Linked DNA regions of Homo sapiens: all the other regions are linked to region 1. The links are chromatin loops, found by intact Hi-C in ENCODE. Cell type or tissue: endothelial cell of umbilical vein. All regions are shown on one strand. Links, peaks and the distances in the headings refer to the core of each region. The heading gives the core; the rest is flanking DNA.

Region 1 (4,646 bases), core at 305-4,304:
TCTAATGCCACTGCTGATCTGACAAGAGTTTGGCTCAGATGATAATGCTCGCTTGCCCGCCACTCACCTCCTGCTGTGCGGCCCAATTCCTAACAGGCCGTGGACCAGTACCAGTCCGTGGCCCACTGGTTGGGGCCCCCCTGCTTTAGAACACACACACATACACACACAAAGATAATAGATATTTAATTAACTTGATTGTGGTAATCTATTTCACAATGTATATATGAGCAAAGCCTCGTTAAAAACATCATGTTGTATACCTCATACTATGTAGGGATTTCCATCTTATGCTATTGTATGTGAAAAATTAATAAATACAAGATGTCCTCCCCAAAAAATGGACTTTGGTTTTGAAAAACCAAAGGGTGATAATGATTTCTCATTGAGAATGATAGTTTCTTAATTAGTAACTGGACATATACATTTCTCAGGCATCAAAATCCACTATCCAGGAAATTCTTGTTACTATCTGAAAAACGAAATGGGAAGTGAATCTCTCTCATAGGCTATTGTGGCTAATAATAGTTTACAAATCACTGTCATCCGCACTGATTCATTCATTCATTTCCTCTCTCTCGACCAACAACCATGCATTTGACTAGATCATAGCTTTTATTATATCTTCTTATCCAGTTATATCTTCCAGAGGATACCAGTTAGACAATTTACCTTTATCTCTTTGGTGAAGACTTAGAAAAATATTTTAATTTCATCACCAACACCTCTCTGAAACAGGTCTTGGGATGATGTGCTTTCATTGCATAGAAAAGTGAATGAAATTTATATTGATTTTTACTAGCTTCAGTTTCAAAAGATAGTGTTTTTTCCAAATGTATTTGTAGCATTTCCTGTAATACTGTAACTATAAGGTTATGGTGATAAGAGAATATATGACTGAATTGTTAATGAATGAAGAGGAAAATTACAGTGGTTTGGAATATTCAAAGAAAGATTCATGGAGAGGATGAAATTTGAACTAGTCTGTAACTGCCTTTTTATAGAGCATATAATTACTTTAGAATAATTAATTTGGATTAATATACCAATAACTACTGTGGATGAAACAGGGCTGGCCTTTTAAGCAAAGGATTTAAATTAAGCCTGTTCTTAAATGGTTCCACTATCTTTGATGGGTCTAAGGTGGAAAAGCAAAAAAGAAAATATACTTTTTACAGCCTTTCCTCTTAAAAAAGTGATTTTACTATTCTAGAGAAGTTTTCTTTTCGGATTTATTGCCCAATTGCAGTTTCAGGAAGATCCTTTCTTACTAAGTTTAATGAATTTTTTAATGTGCTCATAGTTTTTGTATCCCCACCTAAGTTATAATAATAATAATGAATATTCAAGGAAGGGGAGATTTTGTTTGTTTTGATAAAAACATTGAGAACAGATAAAAGCAAACCCTATCATTCTGTTTGGATTCTAACAAATTTGGAACAAACAGGATTCTAACTATTTTGGAAAAAAAATAGTAGGTGACCAGGCACAGTAGTTTACACCTGTAACCAAGCACTTTGGGAGGCCAAGGCAGGCAAATTGCTTGAGCCCAACAGTTCAAGAGCAGCCTAGGCAACATGCAAAACTCCTTCTCTACAAAAATAAAAAAATTAGCTGTGCATGGTGGTGTGCAACTGTAGTCCCAGCTACTGAGGAGGCTGAGGTGGGAGGTTCGCTTGATACTGGGAGTTAGAGGTTGCAGTGAGCCAAGATCTCGCCACTGCACTCCAGCCTTAGCAACAGAGCAAGACACTGTCTCAAAAATATATTTATAAAGAAGTGGCCTGGCAAGATCCCAGATACAGAAAGTGGGTTATAAGCAGTTATCCACAGTCTCCAGTAGGTGTCGTTACAGAACCAGAAGATAGAAACTACATGAATAGGGAAGTTAAGTTTCTAATTTCCTGTTATGCCAGATATGATATTTATGTAAAATATCAGGCTGTTTGCTTTTTGGCCTTACATTTGAGTTCTAGAGAAGAAAGGTCTTAATTAAAGTATCTAAATTTAAACAGCAACCGAATATTTCAAGCCATTTTGTTGTTATTGTGGTTAGCCTTATGTTTAAACAGTTGTGTAACATGTGGTTGTCCTAAGGTTGGAAATAATACTTACGTAATATAAATTAATGCACAATTTATTAATGCATATGTAATTGTCTTTTAAATTAGTTGATTCTCTCTATTCTGACTGTAGGGTTCTAACGTAAAAATGTTTACCGGTTGGAAAGTCAAGATATTTTATACAGAAAAGAAATAATATTGATCTCAATCATGTATTGTTTGTGGTTACTTTTTTTTTCTTTGAGACAGCCCAGGCTGGAGTGCGGTGGCTCACTGCAACATCCGCCTCCTGGGTTTCAAGTGATTCTCCTGCCTCAGCCTCCCAAGTAGCTGGGATTACAGGCATGCACCCCCATGCCTGGCTAATTTTTGCATCTTTTAGTGGAGATGGGGTTTCATAATGTTGGCCAAGCTGGTCTCAATCTCCTGACCTCAGGTGATCCGCCCTCCTCGGCCTCCCAAAGTGCTGAGATTATAGGCATGAGCCACTATGCCCAGCCTGTGTGTGGTTACTTTATTTTTTGTTTTGTTTTGTTTTGAGACAGAGTTTTGCTCTGTCAACCAGGCTGGAGTGCAGTGGCACCATCTCGGCTCACTGCAACCTCCGCCTCCCAGGTTCAAGTGATTCTCCTGCCTCGGCCTCCCGAGTAGCTGGGACTACAGCACACGCCACCATGCCTGGCTAATTTTTATATTTTTAGTAGAGATGGGCTTTCGCCATGTTGGCCAGGCTGTTCTTGAACTCCTGACCTCAGGTGATCTGCCCCCGTCAGCCTCCCAAAGTCCTGGGATTACAGGTGTAAGCTACTGCTCCTGGCCTGCGTTTGTGGTTGCTTTTAAATAGATTTTCATCTAATTGCAAAGAATGAGTTGATTAATTCACCTGAGGATTGTTCCACCCCTGACTTGCACATTGGAATTATCCAGGCAAATTTTTAAGATACTGAAGATCCTGATTAGTATGGTATGCATACTATGGTGGTGGGCACTGAAAGTTTTTAAACTCCTTAGGTGATTGTGATAAATGGACTGCTTCAACAAATGATGTCACTTGGGAATGGATGGACAGAGAGGAAAAGCTTAAACAGTTATAATTCTCAGTAGTAAAAAATTTTGCCATTATATACCCTCTAAAAAGTATTATTTTGTTTTTGTTTGTGGTTACTGTTTTGTGTATACTGTGTGTACCCCCTGTCTAAAGGGTTTATAATGTAAAATGTATAATGTAAAATAAATCAACATTTTCAAATGTTACATCTTCACCCTTTATTCAGTTAACTGCACTTTTATTCCATCTAGACTCAAAACTTTTAGTACCTATCATTTCATTCCAAACTGATAATTATATGTTATAATTGATACTACTTATGAGTACTAATTCAGTATTACTAAAAATAACTCATCTCCATCTTCCTGAAGATCAGAATCTTTTGTTGAGATCTCTATAGGAATTGGTGTCATATATCTTGAATCCTTGATTAGTTAATAGTGTATTCAATCTCTTTCAGGATTGGGGGGCAGAAGATGAAGAAAAAGATTTTGAGCTCTGACAATCCTGTTTTGTAGTCTTTGGTCCATGAATGTGGTCAAGAAATAATTGTATAGGTCAACTTATAGTACAGTGCAACAAATTCTTAATCTCTAACCTTACGTATTTTTATAACTTCCAGTGCGATACAATTTCATGATAACAGATGTAGGATATGATCTAATAATGACGTTATAGGTTTTTAAACTTGGGAGCTTGATCATACAGTTATTCTTAATTCCCCATTGTTGTCACATTTACCCTCCGTAATCTTCCTGTAGGTTGCTTTGGACATAAATATGTTCTTAAAAAAAAAAAAATGCCGGCCAGGCGCAGTGGCTCACTCCTGTAATCCCAGCACTTTGGGAAGCCGAGGCGGGCGGATCACGAGGCCAAGAGATCAAGACCATCCTGGTTAACACGGTGAAACCCCGTCTCTACTAAAAATAAAAAAAAATTAGCCAGGTGTAGTGTGGGCGCCTGTAGTCCCAGCTACTCAGGAGGCTGAGACACAAGAATGGCATGAACCTGGGAGGCAGAGCTTGCAGTGAGTTGAGATCACGCCACTGCACTCCAGCCTGGGCGACAGAGCGAGACTCCATCTCAAAAAAAAACAAAAAATGCCTTAAATATGGACTTAAACAATGGGCAGAAAACTTTTCTTGTTTGTTTTTGTGATTTTTTTTTGAGGCAGCGTCTCATTCTGTCATCCAGGCTGGAATGCAGTGGTGCTATTTTGCCTCACTGCAGCTTCAGTCTCCCAAGCTCAAGCAATCGTCCTGCCTCAGCTTCCTAAGTAGCTGGGTCTACAGTCAGGCACCAATACACTGGCTAATTTTTTTTCTTTTTAGTGGAGATAAGGTCTCACTATGTTGCCTAGGCTGGTCTCGAACTCATGGGCTCAAGCGATCCTCCTGCCTCTGCCGCCCAAAGTGCTAGAATTACAGGCGTGAGCCACCAGAAAAATTTTCATATGCAAGATACTTAGCATGTTATTTGTAATAAGAAAAATTAGAAATAGCCTAAATGTCCCAAACTAGGAAGTTGGTTAAATA
Region 2 (4,646 bases), core at 339-4,338, 85 kb after region 1:
CCTTTCTAGCTCTCATCTGCCATTTCACATGCCAGGGTCAAATCCTCTCACAGTACAAGGTCATCTCTGGTTACCTGCAAAGCCAAAGAGGTCAGCTCATGTAATACAGGAAAACAGAGCTTTAGACCTAAGAAGAATCTGCCCAGGACTCTTGAAACACCACAAGGAAAACAGAACACCCCAAAAGGGATGAGTGATGACTTTGTTCTGAATTCTTTAAAGGGGTTCAAGTTATTAGAAGCCTTCTCTAGATTTTCTGATACTACAGGTGGCAAAGAGGGAAGGAGGTACAGGGCGGAAGAAAAGTAAATGAAAGAACATTTCATTTTTTAAGGAGGAAGCAAACACAGAAACCAAACACATGGGTTGTTTTTTTTTCCTCTTTTGTAGCTGCAAGGAATTTTAGCCAAATTAGAGAGGCTTTGGAAGTCCCTCTTGGATTTGAGGAAGTCAGGTAGACTTGGTCACTGAGTGCTCTAATGGTAAGGAGAAATTAAGACCAGCTGGTTGTTAAACTTTAGCCAAGACAATTCAGCTACTTACCTAGGGATGAGTCTCAGGCTGAAGACTGCTCTCTACCATCCTTGAAGCAGGAAACACTTGAACTCGTCTTCCCTGCTGGGAGCGAGCTCAAACTCCATAAAGGAGCCTGCCTTCCAACATCAGCAAGAAATCTTGCATTCCTTGTTGGAAGCAAGTAAAACAAAAAAAAAAAAAAAAAAAAGGTGTTGGGGGGAGTTGTACAGCAAAATAAACTTTAGATCTCAACCAAATTTTGGGAGATCAGGGGTCCTCTGGAGGGTGTGCTCCCAAACCTCAGCAATTTGTCCTGTTGGTTTAAGCCATAAGGTTAGGTCATGCTGGTACCAAGCACCGATAGGAACTTCGTCAAAGATCAGGTGCACCTCCACTCAGAATCCCTTCGTGGTTACCAAAATGTGAACCCGGCATATGTGAGACCGGCCTCAGTTAATTTAGATAGTTTATTTTGCCAAGGTTGAGGGCACACACCCATGACACAGCCTCAGGAGGTCCGGACGACATGTGCCCAAGGTGGTCAGAGCACAGTTTAGTTTTATCATTTTAGGGAGACATGAGACATCAATCAGCATATGTAAGATGAACATTGGTTCAGCCTGGAAAAGAGGACAACTCAAAGCAAAGGCGGGGCCACTCGAAGCAGGGAGGGGGCTTCTAGGTCATAGGTAGATAAGAGAAAAACGGTTGCATTCTTTTGAGTTTCTGATTGGCCTCTCCAAAGAGGCAAGCAGATATGCATTTATCTCAGTGAGCAGGTGATTTTGAATAGAATGGGAGGCAGGTTTGCCCTAAGCAGTTCCCAGCTTGACTTTACCCTTTAACTTAGTGATTTTGAGGCCCCAAGATTTATTTTCCTTTCATAGCTATGATAAAAAAAATACAGACAATACAAAGAATTGGGGAGGATGTAGAAAAATTACAACCTCTGTACATTGCTGATTTTTTTTTAATTAACAGAGAAAATTTTATGTATTGTGTAGAACACAATGTTTTGAAGTATATATACATTGTGGAATAGTTAAATCTAGCTAATTAACAAATGTGTTACCTCACATAATTATCACTTTTGTGGTGAGAACACTTATCATCCTCTCCATTTACCTTTTTTCTTTTTTCAGACAAGGTCTTGCTCTGTTACCCAGGCTGTAGTGCACTGGTATGATCATAGCTCACTGCAGCCTCAAACTCCCTGGGCTGAAGCAATCCTTCCACCTCAGCCTCCTGAGTAGCAGGGACAACAGGTGTGCACCATGACATCTGAACACTCTATTTGCATTTTTTTAGTACACTATATTGTCATTAACTGTAGTCTCCATGCTGTATAATAGGTCTCTAAATGGTAAGAAATTAAACATAATTATGATATGATCCAGCAATTCCACTCCTAGGTATGAAAAAATTGAAATGTTCACACACAAACTTGTACATGAACATTTATAGCAGCATTATTTATAATAGCCAAAAAGTGGAAACAACACAAGTGTCCATCAACTGATGAGTGTATTAACAAAATGTGTTATATCCAAACAGTGGAATATTACTCAGCCATAAAAATGAATGAAGCATTGATACATGCTACTAATGCAGGATTTTTCTTGGCCCCTTTGCCAGGTTTGAAGCAGCAGACATCCCATCTGCTTGGCCCACCGGGCCATGTCTGGCTTGCACTCCAGCCCATGGCTCCTGCTGCTGCTGCTGTGACTACATGCTCAGCCCCTGGCAGGAGAGGATGTGTGTGTGAGTGAGTATGGGATCTGACCAGCCATTCCAAACTTCAGCACAGGAGTGGGCTCCATGCAGTGCTTGCAGCTGGACGAGGTGTGTCCTGCCACATCCCAAGGGGATGCAGTGGTGCCCAGGCAAGGGTGCCTACAACCCTGAAGCCCCAGAAGCAGTGTTACAACGTGCTAATTAGCTCATTTAGTCCCACCATCTGCAGCCTGATGGACAGCAGTGTGTTAACAGCTTGGACAGGCCCTTGCCCAGCTCTGGCCCTTGGCTCCAGGGCTGGCTTGGCCCTACCATTGCTTCCTGTGACATTGGGAGGCTGCCCTCTGCTGGTGGAGGGAAGAGGGCCACAATGTTTACAGCCTTCTGAGTACCTGTGCTTGGTGGGTCCTGAATTCTTGTCCCACATCCAAGAAGAATGAGGTCATGCTGACAATTGAAGGGTGATGAGGGCGGAGAATTTTATTGAGCGACAAAACAGCTCTCAGCAGAGAGGGGACAGGAAGGTTGGGTCATCTCCCCAGTGTGGCTGAATCTGGGGGTTTTCATAGGCACAGGATGGGGAAGGGGAGGGCCATAGGTAGTATTGGAAAAGGTAACATTTGATTGGTTTAAAAGCATTATTCAGAAAGAACCAATCAGGAAAGGGTGGGCAAACAGGAACAGAAGTTCTCACTCAGGGTCGCAGGTTTCATCTGTAACCAGGAGTCCAATCTTTCAGCCTTCAGACTATGTTGGGCTTGAAGGTGGGGTTTCACCAAGGACCCGCCCCTAACTGCCTAGGCATTTGTCTGCCTCCTGCTGCTATCACTACAGTGTAGATGAACTTTGAAAACAGAAGAAGCCAAACAGAAAAGCCTTCTTATTATGATTCTATTTACATGAAATGTCTATTTATAGGAAATGCCTGTGAATAGGCAAATCCATACAGACAGGAAGTAGATTTGTGGTTGCTAGGGGTTGGAAAAGGGGGGCATGGGAGGTGATTGCTAATGGATATGGGGAGTCAGACATAAATAGTTAAGATGAAATCATACTGGAGTAGAGTGGGCCCTTAATCGAATCTGACTCGAGTTCTTATAAAAAGAGGAGCCCCCAATGTGAAGATACAGAAACACAACACAGAGAGAAGACAGCTGTGTGAAGAAGAAGCAGAGATTGCAGTTATGTTGCCATAAGCAGAGGAATGTCTGGGGCTAGCAGAAGCTGGAAGAAGCAAGGAAACATCCTCCCTTAGAGGTTTGGGGAGGAGCATGGTCTTGCCAACACCTTGATTTTGGACTTTTAGCTTTCAGCACTGTGAGGGAATAAATTTCTGTTGCCTAAAGCAAGTTAGTTTGTGGTACTTAGTTATGGCAGCTGTGGGAAACTCATGGAGATTTATATCTCAATTTTATTTTATTTTTTTTTAGAGACAGTCTCTCTCTGTCATCCAGGCTGGAGTGCAGTAGTGCTATCTTGGCTCACTGCAACCTCTGCCTCCCGGGTTCAAGTGATTCTCCTGCCTCAGCCAACTGAGTAGTTGGGATTACAAGCATGTGCCACTATGCCCAGCTAATTTTTGTAGAGACGGGGTCTCACCATGTTGGCAGGCTGGTCTCGAACTCCCTACCTTAAGTGATCCATCTACCCTGGCCTTCCAAAGTGCTGGGATTGCAGGCATAAGCCACCACACCTGGCTTATGTCTAAAGTTTTGAAAAAGGAACCAGTTGAAAAGAAGTTAGGAGAGCAGGCTATACTTGGCACATAGTTGTCACTCAAAAAATGTGAACATGGTACACTTTGATGGAAGGAAAGGTACTGGAAACGGTGGCTTGCTTAGGTAGATCAATTTTACTATTAGATTATAAATCTTTATTGCTAAAAAATCAGTCCTATCAACAGACTGACATCCTATCTTTTTAGTCATCTTACTTAGTAATGCTATTCCAAATCCCAAAACACAAGAGATTTTGTGTTACTTTTTGTCTCTGCCTATTGATCATGGTATGGCGATGCATTCCACTGTGTGATCTTAGGAAAGCCACCTTCTTATCTGGGGTTTAAATTTCCTCACCTACAAAATGTTCTTCCTACTTCATATTTGAATAATGAGGATTAAATGAAATAGTGTATTTGAAAACACTTGGAATTCCAACTACAGAGACTCACTCTTCCAATACTACGGATTGTGGTTATCTATCTAAATTAAGCTTGACAAAGAAGTCTTAATTAAAATGACCTTAAGGCGCTGTTTACCAAACATTCCTGATTGTAAGAACCATCTGGAGATACTTATTATAAATTCCAGACCCTTAGGGCTCACTCCAGAACTACTAAATTGGAATCTTCAGAGAAGAGGCATGAAACTCTTATTGTTAACAAGGGCCCAATGTGA
Region 3 (4,646 bases), core at 339-4,338, 190 kb after region 1:
CTCGGCCTCCCAAAGTGCTGAGATTACAGAATAGGCTGCTTTTAAGGTACTAAGTGCAAAGGCAGAGATATGGATTGCCACCTGCTTGATTAAGTAATTCTGGAAAATCTTTAGTTTACATAGTTGGATGTCAAAGAAATAAAGTATTGTTATATTCAAATTAAATGCTTTTCTTCTCTAGACTCTGTTACGGCATGGTGCAAATCCAGATCTGAGAGATGAAGATGGGAAAACTCCATTAGATAAAGCTCGAGAAAGGGGCCATAGTGAAGTGGTAGCTATTCTTCAGTCTCCAGGTGAGAGCTACATTCTTTCTTTTGAAGCCATCTACTGTTATTTTTCAGCTTTCACTTCCATAGCTTTCTGTAGACACATTAACCTTATATAAATGAACTATTCCTATGAAGTCAAATAATTATATATGTATATCCTTATATTTAATAAACCTGTTTAACAGCTTAATTTTCTATGTTCTTTGAGATTGTGACTGCCTGATTCCAGAATAACCAAAATCTAAAGTTCAAGGAATATGGGAATGTCAGATAAAGAATACTTTGGTATTGTTTAGATAGGTAGTTTGACCAAAAAAAATTTTTTTTTTTTTTTGAGGTGGAATCTTGCTCTGTCGCCCAGGCTGGAGTGCAATGGCGCTATCTCGGCTCACTGCAAGCTCCGCCTCCCGGGTTTACGTCATTCTTCTGCCTCAGCCTCCCTAGTAGCTGGGACTACAGGCACCCGCCACCGTGCCCAGCTAATTTTTTTTGTATTTTTAGTAGAGACGGGGTTTCACCGTGTTAGCCAGGATGGTCTCGATCTCCTGACCTCGTGATCCGCCCGTCTCGGCCTCCCAAAGTGCTGGGATTACAGGCGTGAGCCACTGCTCCCGGCTGACCAAAGTTTTAAGTTTTCAGAGGGTTGATGAATCCAGAAGCTCTGTGAAATAATTTTTGGAACGAAGTGGAGTATCCAAAATTATCTTCTTAATTTGTTATTGAGCACATTGAAGTTACTAGTGCTCTTTAGTATTCTTATAAGCATCATTGAAACAATGTTCTAATTTCAGTGTATTTGTTAATTAGAGATAATTATTATTTGAAGTTGGATATATCTTAAGGTTTTTTTCCTTGAAAGCAAAAGTTTCCAAAAAAGTATTTCTTTAAAAAATATTTGTCTGTAGGTGATTGGATGTGTCCAGTTAATAAAGGAGATGATAAGAAAAAGAAAGATACAAACAAAGATGAAGAAGAATGTAATGAGCCCAAAGGAGATCCGGAAATGGCACCCATATACTTGAAAAGGTTATTGCCAGTGTTTGCACAAACATTTCAGCAAACTATGCTGCCTTCAATAAGGTAGTTATTCATACTATTTGATGTGTTAGTCAAATTACACCAATTATATGGTTTTATTTATCTCCCTTTTCCAGAAGTATTTGAGGTTTATTTTAATGTTAAAAAGGTGTGGTAAGAATAAAATTTAGATGAGAAGTGGGAAAGCCCTATCTTTTCTTCTGACGATCTGAACGAAGAGAAGTTTTAGAAAAGATTACTAGATTCTTAACAAATTTTAGGTAGCTCTCTGAATATTAAATCTCTGTTTGATAAGTATTGCAACCACTTATTGAGCTTTTTAGAAGCCTGTTGGTAGGGACGGTATGAGATGGCCACTGGAGGAGTTATACAGATAAATGAGATTTGGCTCTTGCTTACTCTTCCCCTTGCGGGCTAGTAAGGATGTATGTGGGTAAAACATAGAGTGGTAAATGGTAGATTAGGCACATATTCAGGGTTCTCTGGGAATATAGATAATTTAACAACTAATTGGGCTGGGCAGATTGGAGACAGTTTTATGCAGAGGTGAGATTTAAATTGTGGTTTAAAGGATACTTAGGAGTTTTCTAGGCAGACAGATTTGGAAGCATGAGTGAAGAACAGTATGTGCAAATGCATGAAGGTATGAATCCATCCATCAGGAACTCCTTGTGGCTCTCCCTCTACAGTGTATCCATAGCTTGCTATTTCTTTTCATCTTTTGCTAGTCAGTACTCTGATCCAAACTACCAAAGGGTTTGACCACTGCAGTAGCCTCCTTAGTTAATCATTCTGCTTTTTCTCTCTTGCTCCTTTACAATGTTTGTACATATTAGGCTGAATTATATATGTAGATGTGTGCGTGTATATATATTTTTAATTAACTAATTTTTGAGACAGGGTATCGCTGTCACCTGGGCTGGAGTGCAGTGGCTGGATCACTGCAGCCTTGACTTCCTGGGCTCCAGTGATTCTCCCACCTTAGCCTCCCGAATAGCTGAGACTACAAGTATGCCACCATGACCAGATTGTACTTTTAGTGTAGATGGGGATGCACCACGTTGCCCAGGCTGGTCTCAAACTCCTGGGCTCAAGTGATCGCCCACCTCAGCCTCCCAAGTGCTGGGATTACAGACATGGGCCACTACACCTGACCATATTTATTTTTAGAGACAGGTCTTGCTCTGTCACCCAAGTTGGAGTGTAGTGGCACAATCATAGCTCACTGTAACCTTGAACTCCTGGGCTCCAGCGATCCCCCACCTCAGCCTCTCAAGTAGCTAGGACTACAGATGTATACCGCCTTGCCTGGCTAATTCTTAAATTTTTTGTAGAGACATGGTGTTGCTCTGTTGCCCAGGCTGGTCTTGAACTCTTAGCCTCAAGGGATTTTTCTGCTTTGGCCTCCCAAAGTGTTGGGATTGTAAGTGTGAGCTTCTGCATGCACCTGTCCTGAGAATTATATACATTTTTTTAAAAATTTTTTTTAGAGACAAAGTCTTGCTCTCTTGTCCAGGCTGGAGTGCAGTGGCACAATCACAGCTTACTGCATACTTGAACTCCTGGGCTCAAGGAATCCTCCCACCTCAGCCTGCTGAGTATCTAGGACTACAGGCATGCACTACCACACCAGCTAATGTTTTCATTTTTTTGTGGAGATGAGGTCTGGCCATCTTGCCCAGGCTGGTCTTTAACTCCAGGGCTCAAGCAATCCTCTGGCCTCAGCTTCCTGAAGTGCTGGAATTACAGGCATGAGCTACCGCACTTGGCTTGAGAATTATATCTTTAAATCGTAATTATATCACACGACTGCCTAGTTTGAACCCTTCATAGCTTCTAATTGGCTTTAACAAAAACTCAGCTCCTTAACCCTTAGGCTTGCAAGTTCTTACATAATCCCAACCCAGCTCTCCAACAGAGTACTACCTAACATTTGGCCCATTACACTTACGCTAGCCTTCTTTCTGTTGTGGAACCCTCCAAGTACATCCTTGCCTTAGGGCTTTTGTACTTGTTTGTCATCTGCTTGAAACTTTCTGTCCCTAGATCTTCTGAATGGGTGTTTGCTTCATACCATTCACCTCTCAGTTCAAATGTTACATCCATTGAAGTCTGTCTCCCTGATTTAAATTTACCCCGTTACACTTTTTATATCAATAATGTTTTACTGACTTTACAAAGCTTATGCTATCTTGGCTGGGTGCGGTGGCTCACGCCTGTTATCCCAGCACTTTGGGAGGCCGAGGCAGGTGGATCACTTGAGGCCAGGAGTTTGAGACCAGCCTGGCTAACGTGGCGAAACCCTGTCTCTATGAAAAATAAAAAAATTAGCTGGGTATGGTAGCACTTGGCTGTAGTCCCAGCTACTCGGGAGGGTGAGTCAGGAGAATTGCTTGAACCCATGAGGCGGAGGTTGCAGTGAGCCAAGATTGCGCCACTGCATTCCAGCCTAGGCAACAGAGCAAGACTCCATCTAAAAAAAAAAAGGTTTCACTCTCTGAAATACTGGTTTTTGGGGGGTTTTGTTTGTTTTATTGTCTTGTCTCTTTAAAGTAAGCACCACGAGAGCTGGTCTTATGTACTGCTATATTCCTACAAAGGCAAGGAGATACAGAATAGGGCCTGATCCTTAGGTCCTCAGTAGATATTTACTGAATGATTGAATGAGTGTGTTTTGTTAGCAGTTGCAAGTATTTCAATATTAATGGAGTACAGGATACATTTGGAAAGCTCCGAGAATAATGTTAAGAAAGTAGAGAGGAGCTTTTTATAACCTATGATGGCTTTTGTAGGCCATGTGAAAGAGCGTGGACTCTACCTCACATTTAAGAAGGATTATTAAAGACCTGTAAGGAAAATTTGACACATCTGGATTTCTGTTGATCAAGATCACTTTGACACCCTGGCAGAGAGAAGAACTGGAGGAAGGAGAGAATAGAAACAGACAAGTGTTGATTGAGATAGGAACTTCAGGGCAACTGGATTAGTGAGAACAAATTTAAGAGTTTGGCAGATGGGTTGTATAGGGATTGGTGACCAGTTAGATGGTGGATTGAAGGAAGAAAGGGTGAAAGATGACTGCAGGTTTTTGGCTGAGTAGGAATCTGATTTTGGTCGTTTTCAGTTCAGGAGGTCTGTAGAGCAGGCAGTTTTATAAGATTCAAGTACCTCAAATACCAGTATTATGAGCTGACATTAAAATACAAGCAGTCTGCTTTAAATAGGAGAGAACTGGCCGCAAAATAATTCACTGTGAACATTTAATAGCTTGGTTTTTAATTCTTCCCCAAATAGCTACAGAGGTGTAGGTGTTAGTGGGGTCACTTTTTTTTTTTT

The links. Peaks named below come from ENCODE experiments on the same cell type or tissue, not always from the same donor. Only the 100,000 strongest peaks of a DNase experiment are listed, where the experiment ranks them.
Region 2: a loop joins it to region 1, with 11 times the contacts of the local background. A loop is called at or near these places in 4 of 110 quality-filtered maps.
Region 3: a loop joins it to region 1, with 3 times the contacts of the local background. A loop is called at or near these places in 25 of 110 quality-filtered maps.

The regions. Positions count from the first base shown.
Region 1 is chr14:31,353,368-31,358,013 of GRCh38, reverse strand. The region is part of intron 16 of HEATR5A (HEAT repeat containing 5A); the gene reads left to right. Among named protein-coding and RNA genes, the nearest start is that of HEATR5A, 65 kb to the left of the region's middle. In endothelial cell of umbilical vein, for the core only: a CTCF peak has its summit at 1,835 (motif pointing right); a DNase peak (open chromatin) is centred at 1,853; H3K27ac peaks cover 1,191 bases.
Region 2 is chr14:31,268,322-31,272,967 of GRCh38, reverse strand. No RefSeq gene overlaps it. Among named protein-coding and RNA genes, the nearest start is that of HECTD1, 63 kb to the right of the region's middle. RefSeq lists enhancers at 2,646-2,695, 2,491-2,785. In endothelial cell of umbilical vein, for the core only: a CTCF peak has its summit at 2,603 (motif pointing left); no DNase peak of the experiment used is centred there; H3K27ac peaks cover 496 bases.
Region 3 is chr14:31,165,004-31,169,649 of GRCh38, reverse strand. It overlaps HECTD1 (HECT domain E3 ubiquitin protein ligase 1), which reads left to right. Exons shown (of 43, transcript NM_015382.4): 9 at 182-296; 10 at 1,178-1,352. Among named protein-coding and RNA genes, the nearest start is that of HECTD1, 40 kb to the left of the region's middle. RefSeq lists a silencer at 3,553-3,847. In endothelial cell of umbilical vein, for the core only: no CTCF peak of the experiment used is centred there; no DNase peak of the experiment used is centred there.